Linked DNA regions of Homo sapiens: region 1 is linked to region 2. The links are chromatin loops, found by intact Hi-C in ENCODE. Cell type or tissue: PC-9. All regions are shown on one strand.

Evidence for each region. Hi-C counts contacts between places; a loop is a spot of excess contacts. Peaks named below come from ENCODE experiments on the same cell type or tissue, not always from the same donor. Only the 100,000 strongest peaks of a DNase experiment are listed, where the experiment ranks them.
Region 1: a loop joins it to region 2, with 3 times the contacts of the local background. A loop is called at or near these places in 2 of 110 quality-filtered maps.

What each region holds. Positions count from the first base shown.
Region 1 is chr7:20,129,696-20,137,695 of GRCh38, reverse strand. MACC1 (MET transcriptional regulator MACC1) reads left to right here. Exons shown (of 7, transcript NM_182762.4): 7 at 1-3,041. The region is part of intron 1 of MACC1-OT1 (MACC1 3' UTR overlapping transcript 1); the gene reads left to right. Among named protein-coding and RNA genes, the nearest start is that of MACC1-OT1, 6.7 kb to the left of the region's middle. In PC-9, no CTCF peak of the experiment used is centred here; DNase peaks (open chromatin) are centred at 3,085 and 4,915; H3K27ac peaks cover 1,530 bases.
Region 2 is chr7:19,966,011-19,974,010 of GRCh38, reverse strand. It overlaps MACC1-OT1 (MACC1 3' UTR overlapping transcript 1), which reads left to right. Exons shown (of 6, transcript NR_110114.1): 4 at 5,616-5,874. Among named protein-coding and RNA genes, the nearest start is that of MACC1-OT1, 170 kb to the left of the region's middle. In PC-9, no CTCF peak of the experiment used is centred here; a DNase peak (open chromatin) is centred at 3,710; H3K4me3 peaks cover 631 bases; H3K27ac peaks cover 1,903 bases.

The DNA of each region.
Region 1 (8,000 bases), 160 kb before region 2:
AGTCAATGAAATAATAAGGCACTTATATACCATCTTTGACATCATTAAAAGTATCAAATCCCATTAATCTAAAACTTCTTTAAGCATTTTGAAAGCAGAAAATGTTTACATGGTTCTTTCAGTTCCTCAGGCTTTTTGTCTAATGATGCGTGACTTAGGATAAGATTTGAATTAAGTGCCCAGCTTGAAACATAATAATTTTTCTGTATAAGCCACAGATCCTCTACCTCCTTTGTGTTAAAGCCTTTATATGAAACAATTAAGTAGAAGCATTCAATAGTGTGTCATTAACTGTTCATACTAATAAATGGATACAGCACATTTTCATGGCCTGTAATGTAGAACATACTATATAAAGTTCTCAGTTTGGGGATGACTAGGTTTCTGGAAGGAATAGAATGCTAAATCAATGGATGGCATTGGGCTGAGAAACACTGCTGCTACTAATCAGCCTTGAATGTGTAATGTGAACATGCAAAAGAGAACATGCATACACTCAAATTTGTACAATGCTATAACTGGAAGTTGAAGGACTTGAATTTTTATATTGTGCTATTGTTATGTTTTCTGTAATTGTTTATATCTAAGGAATTTTTGAGGTAATATAAAAGAAAAAGAGAATAATGAACAATGATGTCACTGGAGGGTTTTTACATTAAATTAGATCATTTTTCTTCTTATTCACAATAATAATCTTAATCTTTAAGAATTAATTATAATTTAATATTATAATTCATAATCTTTAAGAATTAATAATTATAATTTAATATTATAATTAATAATCTTTAAGAATTAATAATATAATTTAATATTATAATTAATAATCTTTAAGAATTAATAATTACAATTAATAATTAATAATAATCTTAATCTTTAAGAATTAATAATAATCCTTAATCGCAATAATAATCGCAAGGAGGAGAAGTAAGTCCCTCCTCCTTCTGTATGAACTTTTCTCCCACATGCTGCTGTATGGTTTAGTGAGAGTGAAGTTCTAAAGAACATCAATATGATTGGTGGGATAATCCAAAGACATTTTTTCAGAATCAAATGGCATGTCGAAGGTTTGTTTCTTGCATATGTATTTACTGGTCCACAGCACAAAATAAAGTGACCACATATACATAGGAAAGTTGAATTTGTACACATACAGCATCTGAAATGTATCTGATGTTCAGCATCAAGATTTCACTGAACATTGTAGAAATGTGTATCTTTTGCATGTATATTTTACATTGATTTTCTATTTATGTACATCTAGAAAGTTTTAACCCTAATAAATAGTTTTGTAATTTTGAATAATAGTGTCAGTTTATATGTGAGGGAGTAGAGACAGAGAGGTTAGCACTGGATAATAATTAGTAAGGCCAAAGGAGAAAATTTCATAGAAAATATTGTTGTTGTCATAATGAGTACAGCATGAAAGGCTTCCTCTACAAGACACTAGTCAAAGAGTTGAGAGCTGCGGTTTCTAATCTTTGTCCATTACTCCCTTACTCCCTATGAGACTGTGGACCTGTCACTTGGCCTCTCTGGTCTTCAGTTTTCTCACCAGTAAAACAAGGAACTTGAACCAAATGACCTCTAGTGTTCCCCTTGGGTTTAAATGTCTATAAATGTTCAATGACTAGAATGTATTGCGTTTTTCTTTATTCTTTTTGCTTTGAGAAAAGAGAATGTGATTTAAGAGTAATAATTTGAATACCAATTATCCACATTAAAATTGTGTCCTCTATGTGTAAGGCATAGCACATTTAGCACACATACATAAGCACACTAAGCACCTTACAAATATCCTCATTTATTCTTTACATAATCTTTTGAAATTGATTATGTAATACACACTGTTTTTGAACAATTGGTGACTTCCAGCTGTTTAAAACAAACTACAGTATGGTGCTTGAGTACTGACTTAGGAGGTCAGCATTGGTTTCACTAGGAGCTTCTCAAAGCACGCTGCCAAACATGCTCCAGTCTCATTGTCAAGGCCTTAGACCAGGCAATCATTACGGCAGTGGTTCTTCAACTTCAGCAGCAGCAAAACGATCTGGCGGGGGCTTGGTGAAACAGACTGCTGGGCTCGACCACCAGAATTTCTCATTCAGAGGGTCTGGCCTGATCACTTGCATTTCTAATCACTTCCCAGGTGATGCAGATGTTTCTGGTCCAGGGACCCCAGTTTGAGAACCACTGTATTAAAATTTCCTTCATCTCTATAGAAATGGAAAGATTTTTTATAAGTCCTCTAATTTGCTTTAAGATAAATGAGATTTCACTTAATTCTGTTGGAGAAATTGTTTTAAAAATTGTGCTAAAGAACCGAAAATCACTTTATGTTAAGGCTCTATTTATAGCAAGTGAACTTTTCATGAGTTAATAAAGGCCTACAAAAATAATTTTGACTGTGAAACTAATTAAAATCTCTGTGTTTCATTTAAAGCATAAACATATTTGAATAAAAATAGGTTAACAATAATTTGGGACATGTATTCAGTATAATTTTAAGATAATTTTACAAAATATATGTAACATTGCATTTGTTTCTGTAAAATATCTTCGGAAAAAGCCTTGTTTTCCCTAGTGTGTTATTTGTTGAATTTCTTGTTAAATGTATTTTTTCCCATTGAAAAAAATGTTTTTAATCAATGTGATCAATACAGCTATCTATATGCCCTGCTTTCACTGTAGAATTAGAAAGTGTTAATAAGGTGATCGGATGTTCTTTCTAAGGATCATATTCCACATTTAAAGAGATGGTGACTGAGAAGAGGTGGCAAGCTGAACCATCTCACTTTGAGATTGACGTATCACGTTTTATCCTCTGCCATCATTTCCTTGTTAATTGTTTTTCTTTGGGTGATTGGAAGAATCTATGGCTTCCTTTTCTCTGTTCTTAAAGATATCAAGACTCTGCCCTTTTGTGACTGGAAGTAGATTTTAAATGTCCCTAATGTTTATATGCTCACTTAAACTCAATACATGGAATTTACTGGGGCATTTAACTTGTTCATGAAAATAGAGTGAGTCATTGAAAAATCAAATCTTTAGTTATGATTAAGTTATTGTTTTTACCTAAACTGGTTCTACCAAACTCACTCTTTAAAGCAGAATCTGGAATTGGCAAGTCTGATGTAATGCTGATCTTACACATATTAGATTAAATGACCTAATAGAACCAGCTACTGCGCCCTTTCTTATCAGAGTAGAAAAACCCATTCTCTGGGTTTACTCCCAGGAAATACATACTCAATGCTCACTCAGACGTTTTATATCATGACGAAAAATCAAGAAAGGGGTGAAGTGGAGCTAGGGAAGGGTTCAATTACGGTGTAAAGAAAGAAGGCTGCCTATTCATGACAATGGAAACTTTGTCTTCCTCTCTTTGTGTTGGAATTTTTATTTTTATTTTTATTTTTATTTTATTTTATTTTATTTTTTAGACAAGGTCTCCTTGTCTCACCCAAGCTGGAGTGCAGTGGTGCAATGATCGCCTGACCTACCTCCACCTTCCAAGAGTAACAGTGCTCCTGCTCCAATGTGACCTTACAAATCTTACATAGATTTCTCTGTGGTCAACTCTAATCAGCAACACTCAGAGACACTCAGTGAAGAAAGCCCTGGGAAACACTATTTAGTTTAGCCCAGGGGAAATTACAAGGCCATGTCACCTTGAAACTGGAACATGAGGAGAGGTGAGGATGGAGCTGCTGCAGCCATGTTGTTACCATAAAGGGAAAGCCCAGAGCTGCTGGGCAGCTTTGTGGAGCCCAGGGATGAAACTAATATAATCAAATATAGGTAGGGGAACTAACAAAACAAGAACAAAACACAAGTTTGATCACACTCTTCAAGCCTTGGATACTGGAATGCCTGAAACTGCCTCCTGGAGTTTTTAGTTGTGAGAGACAAATTCTTTGTGCCTAATCCAGTTTAAAATAGGTTTTCTGACACCAGCTCTCGAAAGACCGATAAATGACAATTTTGATGTAGGGCTGCTGCGTTTGCTCTAGCTGAAGTTTCTTTGGTGTTTTACAAAACAGTCTTAGATAGCATTAAATCCATCCAGGAGATAAGCAAACAACAGTTAATTTGTATCTTTTTATAGATCAGGTAAAGAGAAAGAAGGAAAGATACTGTGTTTTCCATTTGTAAAAAGACCAGGCCAAACACTGTGGCTCATGCCTGTATTCCTAGCACTTGGGAGGCCAAGGTAGGAGGATCGCTTGAGGCCAGAAGTTTGGGACCAGCCTGGGCAACAGCAAAACCCCATCTCTACAAAAAATACAATTAAAAAAAAATTGTTGAGCATGGTGGTGCACATCCGTGGTCCTAGCTACTCAGGAAGCTGAGGCGAGAGGATCACTTAGCCTCAGCACTATTTGCTGCCTCAGGAAATCTTTCTCCCTCAAGTGCAATTCAAGAAGCTAGTTTTCTGAGTCCTTAGTATGAGACTGGCAATGGGCCTGCTTTTCTATAAACTTCTGCAATAAATCAAATGATAAGTAAATGGAACTTCACTGGCAATATCTGCTCTCTACATACCACTTTACGAATTGCTGATGACATGACAAAACCACCTACAACCCCATCAAGGCCACAGGGGCACCTGGCCTAAGAGGACCAGAGGCAGATCTCCTGTGACTTCAATTACTCTCAAGCAGGACCTATAATGTAGTAGATGCACTTCACCTACTGCTAGAAAGAAGCTGAGGGGAAGAGAGGGACAGAGAAGGAGTTCCCAGAATGCTTGATTGTGAAAATTGTAAGGTTAGAATCGAGTGTCATGACCTGCTGGTGAAAAACAACCATGGCAAATTCCTTCAAACATTTCCTGAATGAAACTAGGAAAGCGGGGTCCAAGCTCAGTGGTATTTCACCTTTCTCAGCCATCTGACTTTTCACTGGAGATCTTTATCTCTTCTTTTGTCTGAGTAATAACCCCAAAATGTTGCCCAAGGGGAAAGTAGAACAGCAACAGCAATTGAAGGGAATTACATGATTCCAAGACATCATCAAAAAATAGGGCAAAATGTAAAGGGATACCACCAACAATGGTGGTGTGTTTGTTCTTTTTTAAAATACCTAACAGCTTTATTAAGATATAGTCAACATGTCATAGAATTAATCCTGTCTTTTTATTTTTAGGAGCCCATGATCATTTTTTCCTTAATATATAGTTCCTGTTTAATGTTTGTTCAACTATATTCATAATTTGCTGTACATAGAGAAATGCTCTTTGGGATGAAATTGGATATTAGGTTTTTCAAGGTTGAATGGAACGGTGTGGGTTGTGGCAAAATAAGAGATTAGTGATCAAGGTTATTTAAAAGAGGAAGATAAGTAAGTACTTGATATTACATTCCTAAATCTATTTTCAAGTGATTTCACTGATAGTTTAGAAGAAAAAGGAAAATCAAATATCCTTTCACGCTGTTAGAAAAGCTCTATATTTCTTTCTATTTTGATTGCTGAGAAGTTACTGTATGCTTAGGAATAAGAGTCCAGGTTCCAGTGAAACAGGTGCAAACCCACTGCATGTAATTAATCCACCCACCCTGGGTTCCTGTCTCGAGCAAAGTTTTAAATCCATCTTTAATGAGAGCTCTGTTTTGACCACTTAGTATATTCTGTGTTTATCTAGTAAAAAACTGCATTACTGTAGTCCCCCATTATCTGTGGTTTCACTTTCCATGGGTTCAGTTACCTGTGGCCATCCCCGTTCTGAAAATATTACATCACTACTCTTGTACGTTGGGGCCAATATTAAGTAAAAAAATGTTCCTTGAACACAAGCACAAGGAAACAGTGACAGTCAATCTGATAACCAAGATAGGTACTAAGTGATGACGGAAAAGGAAAGAGTGAGACTTCATCACACTATTCAGGATGCCATGCAATTTTAAAATTTATGAATTGTTTATTTCTGGAATTTTCCATTTACATCACAATGCCTACCTCATCCGCCTCACTTCATCTCATCATGTAGGCATTGTATCATCTCACATTGTCACAAGAAGGGTGAGTACAATGCAATAAGATATTTTGAGAGAAAGATCATGTTCACGTAACTTTTTTTTTACAGTATATTGTTATATTTGTTTGATTTTATTATTGTTGATTTCTTAAAGCTTTATCATAGGAATGTATGTGTAGGAAAAATTTACACAGGGTTTGGCACCATCAGTGGTTTCAGGCATCAACCTTGGGTCTTGGAATGTATCCCCTGCAGATAAGGGGGATACTGAGTGACTTAGAAAACAGAAATGTTTCTTACAATCCTGGAGGCTAGAAATAAAATCAAGGTTTTGGCAGGGTTGGATTTTTCTGAGGGCCGTGGGGAAGAATATATTTCTGGCCTCTCTCTTTAGTTTAAAGATGGCCGTCTTCTCCCTGTATCTTTACATGCTCTTCCTTTTATGAGTGTGTCAATGTGTCATGTCCTTTTCTCTTTAGGACACCAGTCATACTGGATTAGCGCCCACCTAGTGACCTCATTTAAGTTACCTCTTGAAAGACACTACCTCTAAATATGGTTACATTCTTAGGTACCAGGGGTTAGCACTTCAACGTGAACTTGAGGGAGGGTACAATTCAGCCCATAATAAAAATTATTTAGTCAGGTTTTTTTTGTTACTAAAACCAACTACTTCGTTCAAATGCATGTTAAACAATCCTGCAATGAGCCTTTTAAAATTTCTGCCCCCTTATTTCTCTATCACCAGAAAATCCTCAATGCCTGAGAAATGAGGGACATTCCAAAGCCACGGATTGATCTGAAATACAGTAAGATGATAGAACTACGCAGCTGGAACTGCCATTGTTCTTTTAATTCAGGCATGATAAAGAGTCAAACTCTGCTTATGGGAACTAATGGTAAACAACATTGGTGTAGGTAATACAAGTTCCAGCCCAGCCTGGGCAACATAACAAGACTTCATCTCTAGAAACAATAACAAACAAAACAAATAAATAAAAAATAAGCTTATTTAATACTCCTAACCTACAGAACATCGTAGCTTAGCCTAGCCTACCTTAAGAGTGCTCAAAACACTTATATTAGCCTACAGTTGAGCAAAATCATCTAACACAAAGCCTATTTTATAATAAAGTGTTGAATAGCTCAGATAATTTATTGAATACTATACCGAAAGTGAAAAACAGAATGGTTGTATGGGTACTTACTCAAAGTCTGGCTTCTAATGAATGAGTATTGCTTTCCCACCACTGTGAAGTCAAAAAAATCGTAGGTCGAACTCGTAAATAAATTGAGGACTGTCTGTTCATACTTGTAGATAATTTCCCTTGGGTTTTCATTGCTGCCAGTATAGGATTTAAGTGCTGCAGAAAAGGAATACTCTTTTTTCTGGTGGGGAACTGTGAAGACAGTCTAAGAACAGATTGTCACTCCTTTGATTTTGTTGTTGTTGCTGTTGTTGTTGTTGTTCTTGTTGATGAACACTGGGATGGCTGGGAAGCAAATGTCTCTTATAGAACAAACAAAAACAAGGGGAGGCTTGGATCACCCAGAGAGCACACTGAGCCAAGCATCTGGGAAATTTGTCTTGAAGGGTGTGGTGGGTAAGAAAAAAGACAGAATGTGCTGAACTCCTGAGGAGACCTGGTAGATTGTCCTAAGCAGGGATTTGAGAGAACAGGCTAAGAAAATCTCTAACTGAGAACTGCAATTTGAGAGAGAAGGCTAAAAAGTTTTTCTCAATTGCCATTTTTTACAGAATTCTTTGAGTGCACTTATGGTAAACAGCCTTTCCTGGTTTGTCCAAGACTGAGGGCTTTCCTGAGACGTGGGATTTTCAGTGCTAAAACCAGGGAAGTTTCAGGCAAACCAAGACAATTGGCCACCATAAGTACAAAACACTGAAGTCCCTGTTAAAAGTAAAAGTGGCAACCGGGAAAGATAACACCCTGTCATTATCAGGCTCTTTGTGCCGCAGCTTAAATAATCACCATATTAAACCTACGGTAAGGAAGGGACATAAGAT
Region 2 (8,000 bases):
ACTAGAATGGCCAAAATCCAGAACACTAACACAAAATGCTGGTGAAGATGTGAAGCAGTGGAAACTCTCAGTCATTCCTGATGATATGGTACATCCATTTCTGTCTCAGTCATTGCTGGTGATATGGTAGAGCCAATTTGAAGACAGTTTGGTGGTTTCTTACAAAACTAAACATACTCTTAGCATACAACCCAGCAGTCATGCTTCTTGGTATTCATCCAAAGGAGTTGGAAACATATGTTCACAAAGTCCTGCACATGGATGTTTATAGCAGCTTTCTTCATAATTACCCAAATTTGGAAGCAACAAAGATGTCCTGCGGTAGGTAAATGGATAAATAAATGTAATACATACAGACAATGGAATGTTATTCACTAAAAAGAAATGAGCTATCAGGCTGGGCGTGCTGGCTCACACCTGTAATCTCAGCACTGTGGGAGGCTGAGGCAGGCGGATCACGAGCTCAGGAGATCGAGATCAGCCTGGCTAACACAGTGAAACCCCTCCAACCAAAAATACAAAAAATTAGCCGGGTGTGGTGGCATACACCTGTAGTCCCAACTACTCGGGAGGCTGAGGCAGGAGAATCACTTGAACCCAGGAGGTGGAGGTTGCAGTGCGCGGAGATTGCGCCACTGCACTCCAGCCTGGACGATAGAGCAAAACTCTGTCTCAAAAAAAAAAAGAAAAAAAAAAAAAGGAAAGAAAAGAAAAGAAATTAGCTCTCAAGCCATGAAAAGACAAAGAGGTAGCTTAAATGCACATTACTTAGTAAAAGAAGCCAATCTGAAAAGGCTATATACCATACGATTTCAAAATATGGCATTCTGGAAAAAACAAAACTATGGATATAGTAAAAAGTGGTTTCCAAGAGTTAAGGAGGCAGGAGGGAAGAAGAGTTGAAGCACAGAAAATTTTTAGGGAAGTGAAACTATTTTGTATGATGCTACAATAGTGGCTACATGTCATTATTCATTTGTCAAAATCCATAGAATGCATACTACCCAAAGTGAACCCTGAAATAAACTATGGATGTTAATGGATAATGATGTGTCAATGTAGTTTCATCAGTTGTAAAAAGTATACCACTCTGGTGTGGTATGGGAGGTTCAACATAAATCCATTTAAGTGGAAATAGTGAGCAGGTGAAGGAGAATGACTGTAACAGGACCATTATTATTTTTTAAAAAATTCCGTGGAGTCTCGGTGACAAAATAAGAAATTAAGCAGAGCTCCTCAAACTCCATTATACTTCTCTTTCCCCTTAAACACTACCTATTTCTGACAAGAGTCATGGATATAGGTTTCTTTTGTTTGTAAAAATTTTAATGTACTCCTTCAGTTATATTAAAGAATAGTTCAAAGGAGGATTTTAAAATTTCTTCTTGCGGAGGAAGTTGTGTAGACAGCTCAACAAGAATCTGAGTAAAAACTATTTGAAAAAGTTTTCTAAAATAAAAATAATGAAATGTTTTTGTCATCTTTGCTACAAGAACTGAAACTCATGAGAATAGAAAAATTAGAAAAGGGCCATAATATGTTTTGACAATAACAGAGAGCCGTCTAATAGCTCTCAAAATTAAATACACTAGAAAGAATTATAAAATTTAGGCCTTTGTTTTAATTTAAAAATGCAACTCCAGCGAATCAATACAAATATTATTTTTTCTTAATATAATGTATTTATAGACTCCTTTGCTTTTTGTGGTCACGGAGAAAGTATAACAAATGGAAAATTTGGTTGCTTAGTACAATTTCAAGATCAATCTCTCTCCAAGGTCAAATGGAAGACTCTAAAACTCCCAGAAGGGATTCTCTGAGACTCTTCCAGACAACATGCCTGATGAATGAGGTTGGATTCAGTGGAGATTCAACAGAACTTTCAAAAGGGAAATGGAGAGTAAGGATTTCATTAATCATTCAACTAGACTCTGAAATGAGGCCAAAGAAGCTCTAAGACTAGTCAGGACTCAGCTTTAGATTTTGGAAAGCTTTAAGAACGTTGCCATAAAATATCAAATATTTTAAGTAAATAATGCCTTGCTGCCACCAACACTACCACTATCACAAATTTGGAATAATTAGCTATTAGTTTATGGCAATTCTGGGGTGAATAGAGAAAGGCATCTAATAATCTATACAATATTCTATATCTTCCCATGCTCTTTTCAAAGCCTTAATAACATTCATTTATTCATTCAGTATTTATAGAGTGATAGCTTTGTAATGTGGAAAATATTAGAAATAGTTAGACCTTATCTTTTTTCTTAAAAATTCCCAACTAATCAAAGTAGACAAATAACAAAAATGACTACCATAAAATGATTAAAATAATAAATAATTATAAACAGAGAGACAGGATTGATTAAATCTTTTGGAGAAAAATAACCTATGTGTATATGGGAAGAAGATCCCAAATAAGATGGGATAGAATGTTAGCAAGTATAGAATTTGGAGGTTTAGGGTAACAAAAAAAATAATATATTTTGTTGAATATTGGAGTTAAGGAAAGAGATGAACTGTATTTTAAAAAGGGATATATTTTAGTGCTAAGGAGCAATTTTGAGAATCTCATATCAAATGACTAAAATAAAATAAAATATAAAGCTGTCTACTGATTGTAATAGAAAAAGGAAATTAGATTTATGTTTAGAGGGACATAGGCATGATTTTAAGCCATATACAATGGAATCTACAGACCATAGAAACATGGACCAAAAAAAAAAAAAAAAAAATCTGTGTGTGAACAAAAAGATTACTGAGTAGGATGAAAGATACCACATGAAACCAAGGAATTAGAACAGATACAATAAATGTTAGATTTTTACCAGTGCTGAGGATCAGAAGCCTCACCACGCTAAGTGTTTGCTAAAATATGAATGAATTAGGAGCAGTAATGAGCACATTACCAAATTGACTGACTATAGAACTCATCCTGGGAGAGAAGGGGTTGAATGAGAGAGAAGAGGAAGCAAGACCAGGGTGAGGTCAAGTAACTTAGAGATCATAATCAAGACAGAGATAGCTGTAGTTGGTCAAAAGGATGGGGAGAAATGAGAATCCAGGTGTTTATATGCAGAGAAATGCATTGCAGAGCTAAGAGGTTAGTTTCAAGTATAGCTTTTTCATTCAATAGTTCAGACATTGAGGATGATTATCTGTGCAGCCAAGATAATCAAATATGTTGATGATTAAATCACTGAAGGTAACAAAGACTGGGGCTGAAAGAATAAAAAAGGGTATAGCACTGATTCACTGAAGATTGTGAAGTGCTTTAATGGGAGTCAGTAGCCATTTGTAACCATCAATCTAAGGCAGAAAATTTATTCATTTATTTTACAAATACTTATTGCTTACTCTGTTCCTGGCAGACTTTCTCTAGTAAACAACATATAAGAAGTCCTGGCTCTCAAAGAACATACATTCTAATTGGAGAGACAAAATAAATAGTTAAGCAAACACAATAATACATCAAGTGGTGATAAGAACTAAGGAGAAAAAAACAGGGTTGTAATATTGTAATATTACATGAGCTTAGGGAAAGACTAAAATAGGTGATAACATTTGACATGGGAGCCGAGACCTGACAGAAGAAAGAAGAAAGAAAGACATGTTGATATCTGTATGAGGAGTGTTTCAAACAATGAAGAAAGCAAGTCATAAATCCTGGAGGCAAAGACATGATTGGAATGTATGAGGGACAATAAGGAGGCACATGTGACTCAGAAAGGCAAATATGCACAGAGTCTAGAATGTGGGGGCAAAGTTCGAGATTAAAGTAAGGAGAAAACAGGAGGAAGAAGATATTGAGCTTTTTAAGCCAAGATAACAGCTTTGGATTTGAGTGGAATAGAAACTTGGCAGTCTAAATAGTAGACTGCAGGACGAGAAAGAGTGAAACTAGAAAGAATAGTTAGGAAAGTAACTTAATAATCCATTGGACAATTTTGCTGCCCTGGGCTAGGGTGGAGTGAAAAGCCTGATGAAGGCTGGAAGCTAGATAAAGATTACAGAGGAATTGGATGTCGGGGGGGGGGGGGGGTGGTGTTGGGGGGAGACAGAGGGAAAGTAGAAAGCATCAATGTTGACCCTAAGGTTTTTGACCCAAATAACTGGAAGAATACAATTGCAACTGAGTTGACAAATACTGGGGAATGGACAAGTTTGAGGGTAGAAGAAAATCAATAATTCATTTTTGGTCATTTGAAGTTTGAGATATGACCAGGATGGCCTTAAAATTCCCCTCAAGTTGACTAAATTTTGGACACGTTTCTTCCTGACTATAGGCTCATAGCGTTTCTTTTTAAAGAGCACTAATTTTAGATAACTTGCAAGAGAAAACTGTTTCTGCCCTCTTGAGATCCAAATCTTCCACATCCCAGAAATATTCCTCCCAAGCTGCTAGAAGCAATCCCTTTGACATGTAATCACTAAGAAAAATGGCACTTCTAGGTTTATCCATGTTATTCCAAATGTCAGAATTTTGTTTATTATTATGGCTGAGTAGTATTACATTGTTTACATACATACCACATTTTTTAATAATCCATTCATTCATTGATTGACATTTAGGTTGATTCCCTATCTTGGCTATTTTGAATAGCGCTGCAGTAAACATGGGAGCACAGACATCTCTTTGACATACTGATTTTATTTCCTTTCGATGTAAACCCAGTAGTTGGATTATTGTATCATATGGTAGTTCTATTTTTAGTATTTTGAGGAACTTACACACTGTTGTTCATAACGGCTATACTAATTTACATTCCCATTAACAGTGTATATAAAAGTTCTCTTTCCCCATATCCTCACTAGCATTTGTTGTCTTTTTATATTATGTGAAATAAAGCAAGTACAAAAGGACAAATACCACATTATCTCACTTATATGTGGAATATAAAGAAGTTGATCACACAGAAGTAGAGAGTAGAATAGTGGTCACCAGAGGTGGGGGAGATGGGGAGAGGTTGGTCAATGGGTACAAAATTCCAGTTAGATAGGAGAAATAATTTCTGGTGTCCTATTGCAAAGTAAGGGACTACAGTAAAGAATAATGTATTATATACTTCAAAATAGCTAGAAAAAAGGATTTTGAATTTTCTCACCACAAAGATATGACAAGTGTTAGAGGTGATGGATATGCTAATTACCTTGATTTGATGATTACACAATGTATACATGTATTGAAACATTACAGTTTCTTAAATGTACCATAAGTATGTATATGACTATAGGCATATATGTATACACATACACATACACATATATATGTATATACAAACACACACACGCAATTATTACATGTCAGTTGAAACCAAAATAAAACTTTAAAAGAAGAAAGCAAGCAAGCACCTGTATTTCTTAGTCTCTGTGGGAGGGGAGGAGTCTAACTTCAATAAGCACCAATTGCAAAAAATGATGTACTAATCACCTGGATCAACCTTTCCCCTGATGTCAGTTTTCCACTGTTCTTCCATTAGCTCACTTCTGTGATTGAAACTCTCTCACCTTTTGTTTTATCAGAGTTGAGTTCAATCTTTTTCCTTTATTGCAATAGTCTTGAATAAAGTCTTCATTTCCCATTTAACTTATCTGGTGCAATTTTTCATTTACAGATGCATATTGGATATCTAAATAGAGATATCAAGAAATGAAGATATGCATTTCCAGTTCCAGAGAGAAATTCACACTGGAAATATAAATTTAGGAATTTTAAAGTTAGTGGTCACATTTAAAGCTGCAGAATACAAAGAGATCACCTGTGTGAGAGAACTGAGTCCTGAAACATACCCGTGTTTAAAGATCTGGGAGGTGCAGAGGAATTATCAAAGGAGGCTGAGAAGGAGCAGCCAGTGAGGTGTGTAGAAAAACAAGGTTGGTATTATGAAGGTGAAGTAAAGAAGTTGTTTCAAGTAATAACGTGTGAATAACGTGTGTGTAAATGACACTATTTGGTTAAATTGGAAGTCTAATAAATGACCACTAGACAATATAATACAGAGGATTTTTGTGCCCTTGCGAAGAGCAGCCCCCATGGCACAGCAAGAACACAAGCCTGAACAGAGTGGGTCCAAGAGGGAATGGGAAGAGGAGAAAGAAAAACTGTGACTGCAAAAACTCTTCTCTGTAGAGGAGAAAAGTGGGACAGAGACTATGTGAAGGGATATAGAATCAAGGGAAGATTTCTTCAAGATAGTTTGTGTTTATATACTAATAGAAACAGACCACTAGTGAAAAAAATGATGATGCAAGAGACAAAGTAAGCCATAGCAAGAGCATTGGCCTTGAGTACACTGAAGTGGATGGATTTAGTACTTAAATAGGTGGGTTTGCCTTGATATTCAGGTAAGGTATATGGATAATGATGTTGCTCTATACAGTGGTGGAAGCATGCAAGAATCTTCCTCTAGTTACTTCTACTTCCTCAATCAAAGGCAATGGAAACATAAAATAAAATAATTTCCCATGGGACTGGATAAGTGAAAATGAAGAGGGATGACGGAGCCACACTAAGGCCCCCTTAATGAGTGTGGTTATGAAATTAATGTGATCACAGCAAACATGTTATGCCTTTTGCCACCATTTGTGATTAGCTGCTATATTTCAGGAGCAAGATAGGAAAAGAGTTAGTTCTAAACAGGATTAAGGTTGGCCATGTGGCAATGATAGAAGGAATATTTTAATATTAGGCCATAGAAGCTAAGGAAAGTAAGGAAGAGAGTGAGGGCTTCAGTGAGACTCATGGTGATAAATTGCTAGCAGAAACGACTGACTAGAAGTGGTGTGGTTTTTGTTGTTATTTCTGTTGTTGTTGTTCTGTTTTTTTTTTATTTTTACAAACAGGAAAAGAGTTTTAGGAATCAGAGTACTCAAAAGAGGATAGAAGAATAGTATGTCATAGAGAACAGATGTGTTTGATGGGGTGATAAAAACTGGAAATTTTGGATTGGATAAAATTGTTACTAATGAAGTTTAGCCATGACCATGGTTGAGGTGGAACAGAGGTAAGATCACCAAAGATGGGGGCAAGAAATGGAGAGGACATGTATTGAAAGAAACACATATGTGGATATTGATGTCACTGAAAAATATGAGATACGTATTTATGGAAAAGAAACAGTTGGGAACTAAAATCTCTAAGGAATTGTCAGGCGCAATCAAAGGCTTGTGGATGACTGAGTAAAGGAGAGTTACTGGGCAATAAACATATTGGGTAGCGTGACCTTCAAAGGAACTGAGAGTTTTAGGGAAAAGGGATAGATCATCCCATGTCAAAAGCAGGGCACTCATCCTATCTCCTGACACAGAGGTACAAGACATATTAAAGAGATATGGCGGACATTTCTTCTGAGGAGTAATAGATGGCTTTGAGCAGAGAGTTGTGTTATAGCTTAAAACACGGAGTTGTTTAATGCTCTGTGAAATGTTAAAATTTAATATGGCACTTTGAAAGTTAGTAAATACAGGAAATATCCAAGGAACTGGTTTTAAAATGCAAATGCTTCTTAGGTGATCCAGGTGAACACTATAAGTGATGTTGTGTTGATCATATGTAACACTGCTTTAGTGTGATAAGAATGACACTTCACTTCAGTGGTCTTTCTCCCAAAAATCCATAGCCCCACTCTAATCATGAGAAAAACATCAAACAAACCTTGACTGAGGGATATTTTATGAAATATCTGACCAGTGCTTCTCAAAACTGTCAAGGTCATGAAAAACAACAACGAGGTCCAATAAATTGTCATAGTAGAGAGATGCTAAAGAAAGCATAATGACTAAGTGCATGGTATTCTGGGTGGGGTCCTAAGAGAAAAAGGACAATGAGAAAAAAATAACTAAATAATTTAGAATAAAGTACAGAGTTTGCTTAATAACAGTGTATCAATACTGGTTCATTAGTTATGACAAATGTGCAATAGTAATGTAAAAGTTGACACTGGGGGAGACTGGGTCCAGTGTATATAGGAACTCTGTATTATCTTTGGAACTTTTCTGTA